Regions from separate parts of the Mus musculus genome. Here region 1 is linked to region 2. The links are chromatin loops, found by intact Hi-C in ENCODE. Cell type or tissue: left cerebral cortex. All regions are shown on one strand. Links, peaks and the distances in the headings refer to the core of each region. The heading gives the core; the rest is flanking DNA. Region 1 overlaps Gm31515 (a long non-coding RNA gene). Region 2 has its middle 36 kb from the start of Gm28441.

Region 1 (8,327 bases), core at 65-8,064, 84 kb after region 2:
ACTTCTACTTCAGGTCAGTGATTTCTACCCAACTCCATTCCACAACCCACTTTTGGTCTAGCAGTGCCGTATAGATCTGTTTAATGTATTAGCAATGCTCTTAGAAGAGTCTGGTGGTATTAAGAATGGGTCTTCTTATACATTGTTAAGATAATGTTTCAGATTGAATACATGAATGGTAAAATTCCTTAGGTTAACTGACAGACAATATACATGAACAATGTGTAAATATTAATGTATTTCTCTTCTTTTCTTTCTTTCTTTTTTTAAAATGTATTTCTTTTCTGGTGACTTTTTTCCCCCAGTTTTGGAGACTGAGCCAAGACAGCTCTTGCTAGTTAAATGCTACACCTCTCCACTCTATCCCTGGCCCAATGCATCCTTCATTATGACGATTAAACCCAAAGAAAGTATCCTCCATACATAAAAGAGTGAGTCGCACAAGGACGTTTGTTGCCTTGTTAGAGATAATAAGAAAAGAGTGGGAAAACCTGTAAGTTCAACCCTAACAAGAGAAATGATGATTAACAAGAGAGTTGCCTTCTTAAGCTTATGAGGTACCTGGAGCCATCAAATTCAGACAGACAGAGAGAAAAAAGGGACCAGAGGAAGAGGGCCAAGCTGATACAGTTGAGTAGATACGGAATTCTGGAAGAGGGCAATGGTGATGCTCACACAACATGAATTACCTTGACGATGCAAACGATGCCAACTGTACACATGAAAACCTAAAAACAAAGGGTCTGGAGTTCCAGAGGCGGAGGCAGGAGATCGGGAGCCTGAGGCTAGACCATAGTGCAAAGCCTTGTTTCAAAACAAAACAAAAGTAGCAAAATGCATGCTGTGTGTATTTTACACAGCTGAAGAACTATATATACCCTGGGCTGTGAGTGTCAAACTGAGCAGTAAAGGGTTGTTTGTCTGGCAGCCCCTGAGCCTGTGGGTATGGGGGGGGGGGATATGAGTGCTGGAGAAGTCTAAAATATTTTTTAAAAATTCCCTTTTCTAAAATTTAATTCATTTAACTAGAATTCATCTGGAGTGTGGGATAGGAGATATGACTGAAACGAGAATAATATGCTTCATTTATGTCATGAAGCAAGTAAATAAGAGTACACACACACACACACACACACACCCACACGTCTAGGTATTATCTATCCTTCGAGTGTTGGTCTGAACTGGGACTTATAGTCCCATAGATTCCACTGATTTGCCTGAGATAACACAGACAGGTATCTATGTGCCTGGATTTTGCATGCTGAGGCTGGGTTTCTCTGATGGACAGGTGGCTGGGTCCTGTGTGGATGGTGTGGGTAGCGCCCTTTTCTAACAAACTTTTCTTCAGATTTGTCCCTATGCCCAAGAGAACTCTTCTGGCAGGGAGTAGCTGAGGAAACCAGTTCAGTTATTTTTAGGCCTTTGAGAGCCACTGGACAAACGAGTCAATTATCTAAGTTTGTCACGAGAGAGGCTCACTGGGTTGGAATCACGTCCTCACCACTACAAGGAGAGCATTGTCCATGATTAAGATTTAGTGCAAGTGGGCAAGAGAGATGCTGTCTCCAGGCTAGGGCCTCCTTCATGCTTGTCAACGCTGCATGTTAAGCAAGGTTTGGTAGCTTACTCCTGTGATTCTGGCATTTCGAAAGCTGAGACAGGAAGATCACCTAGAAGTTTGAGGAGAGCCCAGGCTACATAGTGATTTCCGGGCTCGCCTAGGCAACATCGCAAGAGCCGGTCTCTCTGTAGCAAGTGAAAGGCAAAAGAACTGCTGAAAAATATCTTCAGGTTCGGTAAGGGACTCAAATACAAGAAAGGGGAAGGAGCCAAATATACTTGGGAGGGACTGGGTGTGAGAAAGGAGTCCTGGGCCAGGACTTTCCCTAGTCAGTCCTGTTCATCTGGGTCTGCTATGGGCTAGGTTTAGGGTTTCAGAGGCAATGTCAAAGCAGGGCTAAGAGTAAGGCAGTGCAGGGAGGTACTTAATCCAGATGGGGATCTGCCCTGCAAGGACTTACTTTGGGCAAATTATTTAGCCACCTCTGTGACTCGGTTTCTCACCTGCCTTCAGAGTCTCAGCAAGAATGAAAGGAACTGCAAAGTGCTTAGAGCAGTTCTTAGCCTGTGGGTCGTGACCCTTTGGGGGTCAAACGACCCTTTCACAGAGGTCACCTAAGACCATCAGAAAACACAGATATCTACATTAGGATTCTACAAAAATAATTTTATGGTTGAGGGTCACTACAACATAAGGGGTCACAGCATTAGGAAGGTTCTGAACCAGTGGCTTAGCGCAGCGGCACATGCAGTGGAAGTTGTTTATAAGAGAGGGTCTGTAAACTATTGGCTTCATGAGGCTCACACAGTGAAAAAGTCTTGAAGCCCAGACTGGGGCTCTACAGTTACCTCCCCCTTACCTAAGTTCTCACTGGCCTCTCCTCCCCACTAAGATCTCCTTCACCTCCTCCCACCCAGCAGGGAAACTTTTGTTCCCACTGATAGATGAGGCAATTGTAGGGGCTGTAGAACTACAGAGGTGGGAGCATGGGTGCTGCCAGGCTGCCTGCCTTCGCTGGCGGCCTGTGTGCTCCTGGTGGGCTCAGAGGCAAAGGCATGCCACGGAGGCAGATTAATATAATCACTGTATTACCAGCCCCGCTCCCTCCCTCCCCCACTCTTCCCTTAATGGTGATGATTATACTTATTAGAGGTTCAGCTGCCAATGGTTACTGGCTCTCCCTGCTCTAGCGTTTTAATAGGAATTTGGAGCTATTGTTGTTAACACAACCTTCTGCGGGCCCCAGGACAGGTGCAGAGCAGGGCACTGGGACCTTTTCAGCCAGGCAGGCAAGGTCCCTAGGGTCCTGGTGTCCCACAGGACGCTCAAAACTCAAATACATCTTGCTTCTGTCTGGTGTCAGAAGAGGGGACTGGGGACCTCCTAGGCCTCTTCTCTTTGCAGGGGTTGAGTGGCGGCAGGTGCTTCTAGCTGGAGCTGGGTAATCTTGATGAACTACCAATCCTTCTGATGCCTGGAAGGCTTCTGTGCCCTTTAGCGGTCACCTGGCATCCTCCCAACCTGCCCCCGCCCCCACTCCCCCCATGGAGATCAGAAGGATCACTGGAGGGTGACATTGTAGCCTGGCTGGGATGTAACCGTGACACTCTGACCAGGGCTAGGATGGGAGTGAAATGAATTTCAGATGGCTGGAGGTGGGGCCCATGGGATGATAAACTTTCAGGAGAGGGGTGACCCCAGGAGAACGGTCTGCAACTCAATTTCCAGAGCTGCCCTGAGGCCTCTCAGAACCCACAGCGCCCTCACAGGCTCATCACGTGGCAGAATGACAATAGTTTGTTTTGGTTGGACTTTGTTCTTCAAACAAGGCAAGTCCTCTGTGCATACCTTTAAGGTTAATCCCGGGGCAGCCCAGACAGGGATAGTATCTCGCATTATAGATATAAATAAACCACAAGAACATAACTCACTAACTGGCAGGACTAAAGTTCAAACCCAGACTCTTCACATGTTAGCCAGGTGAGGCTGTACCTTAGAAGGGACTGCGTCTAAGGCAGTTGTCTCTGTGTTTCCCACTGGGTGAAGCAGGTGTGACATGTGTGTTAGTTGGTGTCTATCCAGCAGGAGCAAGAGGGTTGACTCGGAGCCAGGGAGGGTTAAGTGGAACCAGCAAGGAAATTGGAAATTGGAGCAGAGCCTTGGTTTCTAAGACCAGGGGGAAGCCCAAGCCCATGTAGGGACTGCTCTTCAGGACCTCTGGATTCTTGGCCTTGGAGGAAGAGTACCACCCCATAGCATAGATGCAGGCCTGGCAGTGGGTGTGTGAAGTGTACAAAGAGGCCTCCGAAGGTCTTGGGTCCTACAGTCATGCCTCCCTCCCTGGCCTTCCTAGAGCCCATTTGCTGGACAGGTGGTCTTGAAGACTTGGATCTGGGTGGGATGGGAGAAAGTGGGAGAGGAGAGGGGCAAGCAGGGTGAACTCTGAGCAGGCTGCCTCTGAGGGCTGAGTGAGATCAGGCTGGGCCTCTGATAAGGAAAACAGACAGTGCTCGCCCTATTAGCCAAGGGCAGCTGTTCTCTGGTCTCTCTGACCCATCCATCACCACGTGTCCTAGTCCCCAGAGCTCTGGTGTTGAGGAGTCCCCGCTTTTCTCCATGGAGACCCAGAGAATGCCCAGATTTGAGCAGAACTCATCTATCCGGAGTATGGCAGGGGAGCAAGTCGAAAGTGGACAGGTGTTAGAGAAGTGAGCCTCACCTGTGAAGGAAGAAGAGGCTAGACCCTCATCGAAGTCATCTTCCAGCTTCTCACCTTCAGAAGCATACTGACTGTGGGCATCCTCTTATCCTTTCTACAGATGTGTTTTGGGCAACGCAAGGCCTCTCCCTGTTCTGCTAAGCAGCCATATGCAAGGGGTGGCCCTGCCTGGCTCATTTGGCCAGTTTGCTTGCTGTCTTCTCTACCAGCTCTTCCAGTCTATTCTACTCAGAATATGTCTCTAACTGTTGACAGTACCACCTGCTACCGTTGCTCCAGAGTCTAAGCTCCTGGGACAGGGTCCATATTTGATCCACTAATGTAAGCCCCGTGCTTACAATTACGGGGGGTACAGGAGGTGGGCCTGAGATCTGAGATGCTCTATAATTTTAACTGCCCCATGTTCCACTTTCAGAGAGACTGGTAATTAAGCATTCAGATTACCCTTTTCCTGACATTTGTTGGGCAGGAGAGACCAATAATACCAGAGGACCAAGCATCCCACCCTGTTAGCTGATTTGTAAGAAGCGGAGCTCCTGTGGCTTCCTGCTCCTCGGCTCCTCTGCTTCCAGCAGCTGACAGGAGTGAGTAGGAGGAGGCCAATGTTAACCTGTCAGCTTCCCTGACGTCCTGTGTGCACACGGAATGAACGGACAAATGGAATTCACAGGCCGGGAAGAGTAGGCTGAAGCCTTGCCCATCACACCTACAGACTCCTGTGCCTGCCAGTGAGCTGAAATTGCAGGCTGACTCCCAGAGATGCTGGCTGCAGTTATTTTTTTCTACCTTGAGCCCTTGGGGTGGAGTTCTGAAAGGACAGGATCCTAGGAGACAGGCCTTACCTCTGCTCGCTGCTTGGGCCCAGTGTCTGCCTGTGCTGTCGGAGAAAGCTAGGTTGGATGGAAACCTGGAGCTGGGACCTGGGCTGTTACTGAGGCACTGGGACACCAGACAGGAAGTGGAGCTGCCTGTGAGTGGCCTACTCCTCAGAAGAGCCTGGGAGCTTTCTAAATCCATGGCTCCAAAGAGAGAGAAAGGCGACTCTGCAGACCCTCGATTTTTCTCCCGTTCCTTTCACCTGTACCCTATCATTATGTGTCACAGAATAGAGGACCCAGCTGAAGAGAGGCGGCAGAGAGCTGTGTCCAGCTTCCCTCGCTCACCCAGCCCCCTAGCCTCTCGTTTCTAGGTTACTCTGCTTCCATATTTCTCTCCCGGATGCTCCCCGCTGGCCTCTGCCACCCCAACAGCTCTTGCCTCCTCATCCATCATCTGGTTACAGGGCACCGGAGTCCATCTCACAGAGCCAACCTCCTGCCCCAGGCCTCCAAGGAAGAGGGCTCAGCTGTCAGAGAAAAGAGTGTTTTCCGAAGGGGTCAGAGCACCAGGCCCTCCAGGATGGATGGCTATAAATTATGGATGTCACGTCCCAATTGGTCTCACAGCTCAGGAACCACAGAAAGTGTCTCTGCCTCTCCATCCTAGGCGCCTCTCCTGTCTGGTGTCCCTTTAGCATGCATTCCTGCATTCATTTCATATGGAGCCCATTCCTATGTTGATGTTACCTGCGCGTGCGTGCGTGCGTGTGTCTGTGTAAGGTTCTCACGCATGCCCTCTACATCAAATCCAGAGTTCTCTGAGCATGAAGGTTCTGTCTCTTCTATTGGTTAGAGCCCAGTTAGAGAGAGCTGATGGCCAGCCCCATCCAGTGGACCCTCTGTAGAGTGGCTGCTATGACTCTGATGGATGACAGAATAAAGACTGGTTCGTCCTTAGGAAGACCCAAGACATGAGTGAATGGGGGACTAGGTGGGCAGCCGTGAGCCCAGACTGCACCTGAGCAGCACCTCTCCCATGGTCTGAGGTAGAGTTTTACTGCTGTGAGCAGGCACTATGACCAAGGCAACTCTTTTTTCTTTCTTTCTTTTTCTTCTTTTTTTTTTTTTTGCTTTTCAAGACAGGGTTTCTCTGTGTAGCCCTGGCTGTCCTGGAACTCACTCTGTAGACCAGGCTGCCCTCGAACTCAGAAATCTGCCTGCCTCTGCCTCCCAAGTGCTGGGATTAAAGGTGTGTGCCACCACTGCCCGGCCCAAGGCAACTCTTAGAAGAACAGCATTTAACTGGGGCTGGCTTATAGGTTCAGAGATTCAGCCCATTATCATCAATGCAGTAATATGGCGGCATCCAGGCAGCCATGATGCAGGAGGAGCTGAGGGTTCTACATCTTCATCTGAAGGCTGCTAGCAGAATATTGACTTCCAGGCCACCTCACAGTGCCACACCTACTCTCACAAGGCCATACCTACTCTAACAGGGCCACACCCTCTAATAGTGTGCCCCTCCCTGGGCTGAGCATATACATACCACAGGCAGTCTGCAAAGGTCTGCTGGGAGAAGGCTGCCGCCACCCGCCACAGCCACCGCCACTGCCACCGCCACCCTCTTCCTCCCTAGCTGGTGGCCAGGTTCTCCAGCTGTTCTTGCCTGCAAGGTTTCTCTTCTGCTCACAAACCCCTGTGGCATCTCCCGCGTGTCTCTGGCCACATGCTCTTCCCACAGGGTATTTCTGCCTCTGACCCCCCCATCCTTCCCTGAAGTCAGCTGACTCTGCTGCCGAAGAACCCCACCTCTGTGAAACCTTGACAGTTCTTGGAGTACCTGCTACCCCTTGTGTAGGCTAATCTTGCTGCCATTGCTCTGTCCCACAGGGCAGGCCTCCTGGCCACTTAGTACAGCCAACTATAGTGACGAGTTCTCTTTAACTCTACTTTTCCAGAATTTCCCAAATCCCCACCTGACCAGATGCCAACCTCACAAAGCTCACCAGAGTCTTTGTCCTGTGTTCTGCCTGCCCCTGGCCATATCCCCACACCTCCAGCTTGGCTCTGGCTGTGCCCCACACCCTGCTGGGCTCTCTGGTTGCACAACCCTGGGTCAGGAGTGCCATCCTGTTTCAGAGCACTCTGCCCTGGGTTCTCTTCCCTTCAGGATACCATCTCTCATCTCTCCGCCCACACGGACTAGCTGCTCCCCTGGGTGCTGCTGCTGCCGTGAGAGCCTCTGTCGCCTCAGTTACCACATTGTATCTTAATGGTTTATTCATGCCTCTGTGGCACATCCCTCCCCTTGTGTCTCATATCCTCAGCTCCAGGATTCCCGGCACAGAATGACTCCCAAGTCCTGAACGAACGTGAAAGGCTAAGAATGAGGAAAGGATTTGGAGTGACAGGTTGGGGGGACACCAATATTCATAAATAAGGACCACGCAGGTGGGTCGGAGGGGCAACTTGGAGATGAGCTAGAAGATAGCATCAGATTCAGGCACTGGGGTCCGGGCATGGAGGGGGGGCATGAACACCCTCCCCAGTCTTCCCGTCAGCACCTTCTCAAAGCGAAGAAAATAAACCTGTTTTCCTTATGACAACCTTGGTCTGATGATAAACCTTCCCAGCTTCCCAGGAGGTGGCAGAGACTCTGATTGGTGGGAAGAAGGCTGGAGGAGGAAAAGCAAAAAGAGAGGAGAGAGATGGGAGGGAGGGGGAGCGAGGGAACTCGCCTGCTTGTTCTGTATGCTGATTACTGACGTGGGAAAGGCGCGCAGCAGGTTCTGCTGGGAGGCATTTATTGCGCATGAGAAAGCAGGCTGCCTGTTAAAAAACTATCTCCAGGCCGGAGGGGAGAAGAGGAAGCCGCAGGGGCCCCACAGGGCAGAGGACTGCTCTTGCCCTGGAGCTGTAGGGTGGGAAGGAGAGAGGGACTGGAACCTTGGTTCCTCTGGGTACCACAGTCACTGGGTGGGAAAGGGGTTCTTCTGTATTTTGAGGCTACTTCATCCATGGCCCCCACAGACTGCTTCCTTGGGGAGGTGTTTGTGTGGGCACTTGTCCCTTCCTTTACTTTCCTGTGCCTTATCCTGGCACCTGAACAGAAGCTTCTGGGGGTGGCTGAGAGTCCCTGGCCCCAGTGGATGTCCCTTTGAGGTAGCTGGACCTGAGCCATACAGCCTTCACCCCTGGGAAGTCCAGGCTAACCTCCTCCTTTCTCTTC
Region 2 (8,327 bases), core at 229-8,228:
ATCCAGGGGCTGATGAGATGGTTCAGCAGGTGAGGGCGCTTGCTGTTGAATCCTATCCTTGGACTCTACAATGTTGTTCTCTGACCACGCCCTCAGGTATGCACCCTCGCCACGCACATCTTGTACACACATATGCATGCAAGAAAAATACACAAGTAAGTAAAAATCCAGGCACTGGATGTTGTTTTGGTTTTAAATGCAGACAAAGAAGCAAGGAATCCCGCGCTTCCTCCCCTTCTCCATCACGTTCTTCTCTGTCTCTTTCCACACTCAGAACTTGCTGTTTAGACAACTAAGTTCCGGGCATAGATCCTCATCTGCCCTTTTGCAAATGGAGAAGAAGTCTCACTCCCATCCTGTCACCTCATCTGCCTCCTATAGGAAACCATTTATTCTTTCTGATTTATTATTTGGGTACATGTGTATATACCCAAATATACACATATGCACACACACACACACACACACACACACCTTTCTCTTTTTTGAGACAAGGTTTTCCTATGTATCTCAGGCTGGCCTCTAATTCACAGCACTCCTCTTGCCTTAAGCTTGCAAGGTCTGGGACTATAAGCGTACACCACCATATCCAGCTTTAGTTACATTCTTATGAATGGGTAGAAAGATGGTTCCATTACAAATGCACCTCGACTCACCTTACACACACATCTTCCCTTATTTGTGGACAAGCATCTTTGGGATAAGACTCGGGCTCCGTGTAAATGCATGTGTAGCCTGTTGGATATTGCCAGCATCCCCTGTCGGAGTTGTACTGCTTTGCACTCCTGACACAGAGTCTACAAATGAGCCAGACCTCACAGTGAGTGCCCTGAGCTGAGCACTGGGAGCCCAGCCAGAGTCCGGGACCTGTCTAGCAGCAAGCACACCTTCTCAGCCCCAGGGCGTGCCCTGGGCAATGGCAGGAAGGCAGGAAGAGGATGGCTTCAAGGATGCCATTCCAGGCCATTTTCCCAAACTGTGTATGAAACTTTCCCAAATTCACGTGTGAAACTTGGTAAACCAGGAGAAAAGGGAGGAGTGAACGAGCCGGTGGTGGGAGAGAGGGCAGAACCCAGGTCCTCGGTTCTCAGCCCCCTTTTCCTCAGTTCTCTCTCTCTCTCCCTGCTCCACACTGACCAACAGACACTTCCCTGAGCAGAAGCCATTGGCTCTGACTCTAAGTAGGTCCATTCCTGCTTTTACACGTGCAAAAGAAATAAGTCAGTGGAACAAGAGCAGCTCGTGGTAGGAAAAGAGGAGTCAAAGAGATGCTGGGAGAGGAAACAGAGTATAAGACATTCCACACAGCTCTCCTGGACTCTAACCCCAGGGCACGCTCACTTGTATGCCCTGAGAAATGGGGAAACGATTTAGTCATTATGGAAAACATCACTCAGGTTCCTCAAGCTGGAGTTGAGCACTTGCTTGGCATGCAAGAGGCCATAGGTTCGATTCCCAGCACCGCACAAACAGAATTAGAAATGGAACCGCCATGCGACCCAGCAATCGCACTGCTAGGTATGCATGTGAAGGAAACGAAATCAACACAGAGACATCTGCCGGCTCTGTCTATTGCAGCACCATTCACAACAGGGAGGAGATCAAAACAACCCGAGTACCCATCAGTTGATGGACTGGTAAAGAAAACAGGGCACTAATATACTAGAGTGTTCAGCCATGAAAGAACAGCAACCTGTCATTTGTATTTGCAACAACACAGAAGGAACTCGAGGCCCCTCATGTTAAGCGAAACCAGGCATGGCGAGACAGATACAGATGGCCCCGTGTGGAATCTGGAAAAGCTGATTTTACAGAGTTGAGATGGAATGGTGGTTGCCAGGTTTGGGGGGTGGGGAGAGAAGGATGAAGACAGGATGATGGACACCTCCTAGCTGGAGTTAGAGAGGAGTAAATATGTTCTGTTGTTCTATTCGAATGATAGGACTGGAGAAAATGATAGTGTGCTGTTCATGTACAAGAAATCACCTTTGAATTGCTCTTTTCTTCCCCACCGCAAGGAAATGATAAATAGTCTATATTTGAATAGAACAAAAATATGTATGATCCTGTGTCAATTTAGAATGACGTGTATACCATCTATTTTCTAGAGGGGGAAAAGAGTGGAGAAATGCTGTTAGTCCAGTAAGAATGCACCTAGAGAGTACCTGCCCCACCCTATCCTCTTCATCCTACTTCTCCTGGAAAGGGGGATGGATGAGAGGATCAGGCAATGGGCTGGGTGGGTGGCATCTCTGGGAGGCACTTGCAGGGAAGGAACACAGATGGCCTGGCAGATACCCTTCTAGGAAAGGGCAGGCTCAGGGTGGGGCCCATCACCTGTAAGGTAGTATCAAGCTTCTTGGGCTCCTAGGCACCCCAAATAAACAAACTCTCCATCTCCTTTCAAAGTTTGGTAGATCTTAATGAGGGGTGGGGGGAGGGGTGGTCCTGAGGCCCAGAACACTGAATAAAGAGCAAAGAACCATGGGTACCGAGAGGAGTCAACTTAGTAGTCTCAGCTGGCAGTCTGAGCTGCTGACAGGCAAGGCTGGGGAAGAGCTAGCCTAGGTCCCCCTTCCTCTCTAGATCTTATAGAAACTGAGAGTGTGACATAAGTCAGGCCCCTGCTGTTCCTGCTCAGGGACCTTACTCTACCCAGCAGCAAGCCTTGGGTAGATTCTGACTCTTCTAGTTCAGGGGTGCAAGGGGGGTGGGGTGGGATGTGTGTGCTCACTTAGTACCCTCTTTCTGACTCTCTTCAGACATCAAAGACCATAGCTGTGTGACAAATCTGACTCAGCCACTCCTTCCCACTGTCTCGGTAGTGAGCAGGGTTCCCAGAACAAGGAGAAGCTATAGAACAGAGGGCAAACCAGGGGCCCCTTCTGATACCTCGCATGCAACTGACTCTCCGCATGCTAACACTCCACCCCTCGGGACTAGCAAGATGGACCTGTAGATAAGGTCCCCTCCCTCGAAGCCTCTCCTGACCTGAGTGTGGGTGCCCTGGACCCACATCATACAGAAGAGAACACATTGTCCTCTGACCTCCAGATGCACCCTCCCTCCCAGATGTTTTTTAAGAAATTAAGCTGCCCTTTTCTTCTCACAAGTGTTGACTGAGTGCCTCTGTATGTCTCAGCACTGTGCTAGAAGCTGGGAATGTGAGGGGTGAGACAAACTAAGCTCCTTCAACTTGACCTTGGATCCAGGGACACAGAGATGGAAAATGGAAGGGGAAGGGAATGAGGGACCGGCAGGGACTGGAAGGCCAGAAGCCTCTACTCCTTCTAAGCCCTTTCTCCTGAGGGAGTACTCAGAGGGCAGAACCAGGCAGGAGGGTGGAGCCAGCTGCTGACAGGCTGACAATAGGGCGGGCCACAGAGGCAGCTAGAGGTGAGGGGGCCCAAATTCTGAATCAATATTCCCAGCCCCTCCCGGTTGCACAGCTGGGAGCAACAGCTGGCCTGAAAAGCAGTCACCACAGCTGCCCTAGAGGCAGGACACAAGACCACTAGAGCAGGTGCCCTAGTGCGCTTATCTAAGCAGGCATTTCAGGAAGCAGCCATCCTTGTCTACCAGTGTCTGCCCCCAGGATTCTCTCCTCCCCTTCCTATAGAATAAGGACATCAATTCTTCCTGGGGCTGGAAATACAATTAGGTTACAGTGGCAGAGAGGTACAGTCTGAGCCATCACCAAACACTCCAAATGAAGGCGTACTCTTGAGGCTTTCCTGGTTACCCTTAAACTCTCCTAGCCTCTGTCTCTTTCCCAGGGTCTCTGCAAGGCTTTTTCTCATAACCCAGACAGGTAGCTGGCTTAGCTAGCTTGCCTGATTCATAGGGCCCTCTTGTGAAATCTCCCCTTTCCCCTAGGCCCCTTTCCATGCTGATCCCTGCCTGGAACAACCCTGGTCTTCTCCCTTCCAGATAAGGAGGACCCAGAGCAAGGGGGTGGGGGTGGGGTTACAGGAAAGGGTCTCTAGTTAGGAAGAACCAGGAATAGGAGGAGCTGGGGGGGGAGAGCAGGTGGATCTGAAGACTCCCTGCCAGACACCCCAACTGGAGGAGGAGATAGTTGGTCTGCAGAATAGGGACTTCTTTTCCCTCCCTTCAGTCCCCTCTCCCCTCTTGGTATCACAGTGACTGCCTGATTCTCCATCTGACACAGAACCCACCCTCCCTGGCCAGCACATGCTGGCACGGGGTCTGGAGGGGATTGTGAGTCCTGTAGGAGTGCCCTGGAAGGAGGAGGCTCTAGCCAGGGCTGCCTGTCTCTGCTCCCAGGATTTATCGGGGAATGGGGGGGGGGGTGTCCTTCCATCTCTTCCACCCAGCTGGAAAAGAAGCAAGGAGGCACTCTTTCTAGGGTGGACCAGAGAGCAGGGTTCAACTCATCTTGGGAAAAGATGTCAAGTGGCCCCCAGGTCCAAGACAGGGAGAGAGGAAAGGGTGGGAGGCAATCTCAGCCTTAATGGTAACCTCTTATGGGACCTGTTCAAGGACCCTCTCAAGGGTCAGCGGCCCAAGCCAACAAGCCCCACAGCCTGGGGCTTGAAACTGAAAACTTTTCAAGTCCCTTCTCCTGCATTCCCTATAGACGCAGAGATGCGTGGGGCGGTGCCCTCAGAGACACTCATACAGTTGGTTCTGGACGCTTACACTCACTCAAACAACAGCAGTGCGAGGGAACTCCCAGCTTTTTCCACAGCTAATTATAGACGTCAAAGTCTGAGGATGTTTTGTAAGCCTCAGAGAGAAACTGCTGAGGTTTCTATGCAAAGCCAAAGAAATTGAATTTGTGTACTCCTGGTTCCCACCCTCCAACTTCTCCTAGCCCATCTCCACCATGGCCCCAGGGTGCCCCCTCCCTGGCCCCCAAGGCCTTCCTTCCCGCTTAAGATTTATTTGGATCTGTTTCGCTCCCCTATCTCTCTTTGGGGCTTTCGAGAAAGGGAACAGACGCGGAAAATATTTTTTTTCCGCAACAGTTTTCCATTCTGCGGCTGGTTCCCAAGCCAAGGGGGAGGGGGAGGGCAGGAGCGGGGAGGGAGGTCGGCTGGAATAAATACTTCTTCCAAGAGCTTAATTTGGGTGCGAAATAGGCACTCCCTCCATTCCCGCCCCCCCCCCCAATCCCACGATCCAGAGGAAAACGCAAAAAAAAAAAAAATCACTTGTTTGATTAATTCTTCGGAACCCAGGGAAGAAATATAATGTTGAAGAAATCACTCTCCATCTTCCTCCACACACACACACACCTCTCTCTCCCATTCTGACATTCCACCCCTCCCAGAATTTGCTAGCTTGAGGAAATTCGGGATCTTTGAAAAGCCGTTGAGAGGCAAGAAAGAAACAAAGTTTGCAAACCCCGAGCCAATTCATTCTCTTCAAGCCTACCTCTCTTTCTAGCAAAGATCCAGGTGTCTCCGAGCGGGACCGTCCCTCCGTGTTTCCATGGACCGAGTAGGGTGGGGTGGCCACCCACCGCTCTCCCCAGTGTGGCAAACCACCTAGTGATGCTGGCTTTGCGCTCTGGCCTTTCAGCTGGGGGGAGTGGGCTGGGTCTTCTTCCCCAACCTTTCCACGCGAAGGACCGTCCCTGGGAGAAAATGGGTGCAGGGAGCTGGGCGGGTGTCTGATCTCGCTGTCTTCGGAGGGATGGACCCCCAAGAAGTTCGTGCCCCCACCCCACCCCCCAGCCTAGGACAGTCTCAACAGCAGAGCTGTCTTAAGAAAATGCTTGTCATGGCAACAGCTCCAGCCAACTCCGGCCAGACTGGGGCTCCCCAGCTCTCTCCCCCAGCAGAGCAGGAGGAGAAAGGGGCGGAGCGCGAGCCAGCGGGGGTGGGGCTTGGCGAAAGGCCAGAGCATTGCTCAGCTCTTAAGGTGGCCCAAGTACAAGGCGCGGCGGGATGATGCTACACGTTCGGGTCTTAAGGCGGAATGGGGAAGGCTATGGGGAATCCTCTATCTTCTTGGCTTTCCTCCTGCGCTGTTTCTTACTTGTTGACAGGAGCAGAGCAGGACTGTGTGTGGGTGGAGGTGGGAGTGGATGTGGGCAGCGGTCTTCAACCGTTGCTATGTGGAGGGGAAATAAAGGAAGTGTCTGCAAGCCTTTCTGCTTCCTGCAGCTCCTCCAGGTCTCTCGATCTCTGACTGAATTAGACCCAGGCCCCAGAAACCTGAGGAAGCTGTGGGCATTCGCCCTACTGACCCCGTCTGAACTGGGAGTTCACTGGCAGACTATTGCTCAGAGTGCCTCCACACCCTTTCACACACAGATCACAGACTGCTCTCTCTTGCCTGTGTACCCAACCAAAGGCATGGCCACAGGGTACAGACCAGCTTCTTGCCTATGTATTGGTTGCACACCCAAACTTTTGCATCTACAATATTGTTTCTAGTTGTCCTGGCAGTCTCATTACTTAGTCCTTATTTCATGGTTGGGGAACTTAAAAGATTGAGTGACTTGCCCAAAGTTAATCTGGTTAATGACAGCTAGGATTCAAGGGCAGGTCAGACCCATTCCAGTGCCCACGAGCTTTTCCTCCCCACTGTAGCACACTATGTCACACATTTCCATCCTAGACTGTATGCACTGAGACATTCATACCCACTTAGACATAGCCTATAAACTGTTAACCACACCCCCGTGCCACCCACCTGCCAGCATTGTGCAACAGTATCACCCATAGCTTTTGCATGGAACCTTATGCCTTTCAAGTACTAACATGCACCATCAGCTGGCTCACACAACATATCTTCATTGACTGATACATTCCCACACCCACCTCGGCAGGCACACTCACTCCTGTTTATATATATGCTTATGAAAGGCAGGCTAACGTAACCTCACAGGTTATAGTGGAGAACGGGATTATCATAGCTTCAAACCTATTCATCAAGCTTCAAAAAGGCCCCCACAGCTAAGCCAGGCATTATGGAGTACTCCTCCTAGCAGTCAGAAGGCTGAGGCAGGAAGACTGTTAAGAGTTTGAGGCCAGCCTGGGCTACATGATGGCTACTGGACCAGCTATAACTACACAGCAAATGAAATTGTGTCACCAACAAACAAGCAAACATACACTCGCAACCAACGCCATATGTCACATCACACCTGTGCTTCTTTGTTCGTTCCTGCCCTCTGACACAGAAGCTTGTGTGCAGGAAGAAAGAAAAGCTGTGAATAAGACCAGAAATCTTTTCCAACTTCCTGTAATCCCGTCCGTTTTTCTTCTTTTTCCTCTTCTTCTTCTTCATCTTTGTCTCCATCTCCGTCTCTGTCTCCCTCTCCTTCTCCCCCCTCCTTCTTCTTCTGAAAGACTTTATTTTTTTATTTATATGGATACACTGTAGCTATTTTCAGACACACAGTAGAAGAATGCATCCAATCTCATTACAGATAGTTGTGAGCCACCATGTGGTTGCTGGGATTTGAACTCAGGACCTCTGGAAGAGCAGTCAGTGCTCTTAACCTCTGAGCCATCTTTCCACCCCACCCCACCCCACCCCCTCTAAGTTCTTAATGCTATTGACTTCATTTTGTCTGTTTTGTGTTTTGAGACTCATGTAGCCCAGGCTGGCCTCAAACTCATTATGTAGCTGAGGCTGGCCTCCATCTTCCTATCTCTACTGCCTACTTACTGGGATCTTAAGCACGTGTGACCACACCTAACTGTTTCCCAGTAACTGATCTACCTCCTATTTCTGAGCTAGGGAGAAGTTAAACAAGCAAAACTAAAGGAAATTATTTGGAGCAGCTTGGCTCAGAACTCAGGAGTTCCTCTCTGTAGCCAAGATTATCTGCCACCTGTCTAACGTGGAAACAAGATCCAGAATAAGCCCCTGCCTGCAATGGTGCCTTTTCTCCTTAGCCAGGCCCAGTCACAAGCCCACCCCGGCAAGGTAAGGAGAGATTTGCTCTGCGGAAAGAAAGCAAGCATTACTTCCTAAGATGTCCCCCTGGGGTTTTAGCTCTTCCCCTTGAAGCACTTAGAAGACACTAAAGGTGACATTGTTTTCATATGTCCCCATACCTCCAACACCTCTGGTCTCCCTCCTATCCCTAGGCATTCCACTGGAAGACAGGAGGGTGCCTCTGCAGTAGGCCATACCAGAGTGTCAACTCCAGGACCTCCTGTCAGTCATCAGTCATTGGGTAGACTGGAAAGGAGAGGGAGGGGAGACAGCTGGACAGACTCAGAGCTAATAGCTTGTCAGGTTCCCTGCTGGATAGCAGCCTTGTGACATTTCAGTGCCCAAGTGAGTGTCAGCTGCATCTTTATCATGAGAAAGCTGGTCTCTTTAAATGTATGCGAGGATTT

The links. Hi-C counts contacts between places; a loop is a spot of excess contacts. Peaks named below come from ENCODE experiments on the same cell type or tissue, not always from the same donor. Only the 100,000 strongest peaks of a DNase experiment are listed, where the experiment ranks them.
Region 1: it touches region 2 in a loop (2.7-fold over the local background); 17 of 42 quality-filtered maps call a loop at or near these places.

Annotation. Positions count from the first base shown.
Region 1 is chr1:133,879,361-133,887,687 of GRCm38, forward strand. Gm31515 (a long non-coding RNA gene) reads left to right here. Exons shown (of 3, transcript XR_878539.1): 2 at 1-13. Among named protein-coding and RNA genes, the nearest start is that of Optc, 24 kb to the right of the region's middle. In left cerebral cortex, for the core only: no CTCF peak of the experiment used is centred there; DNase peaks (open chromatin) are centred at 4,958, 7,360 and 7,818; H3K4me3 peaks cover 263 bases; H3K27ac peaks cover 2,716 bases.
Region 2 is chr1:133,795,237-133,803,563 of GRCm38, forward strand. It overlaps a transcript of Atp2b4 not described here. Among named protein-coding and RNA genes, the nearest start is that of Gm28441, 36 kb to the right of the region's middle. In left cerebral cortex, for the core only: no CTCF peak of the experiment used is centred there; DNase peaks (open chromatin) are centred at 4,693, 5,854 and 6,682; H3K4me3 peaks cover 3,489 bases; H3K27ac peaks cover 1,633 bases.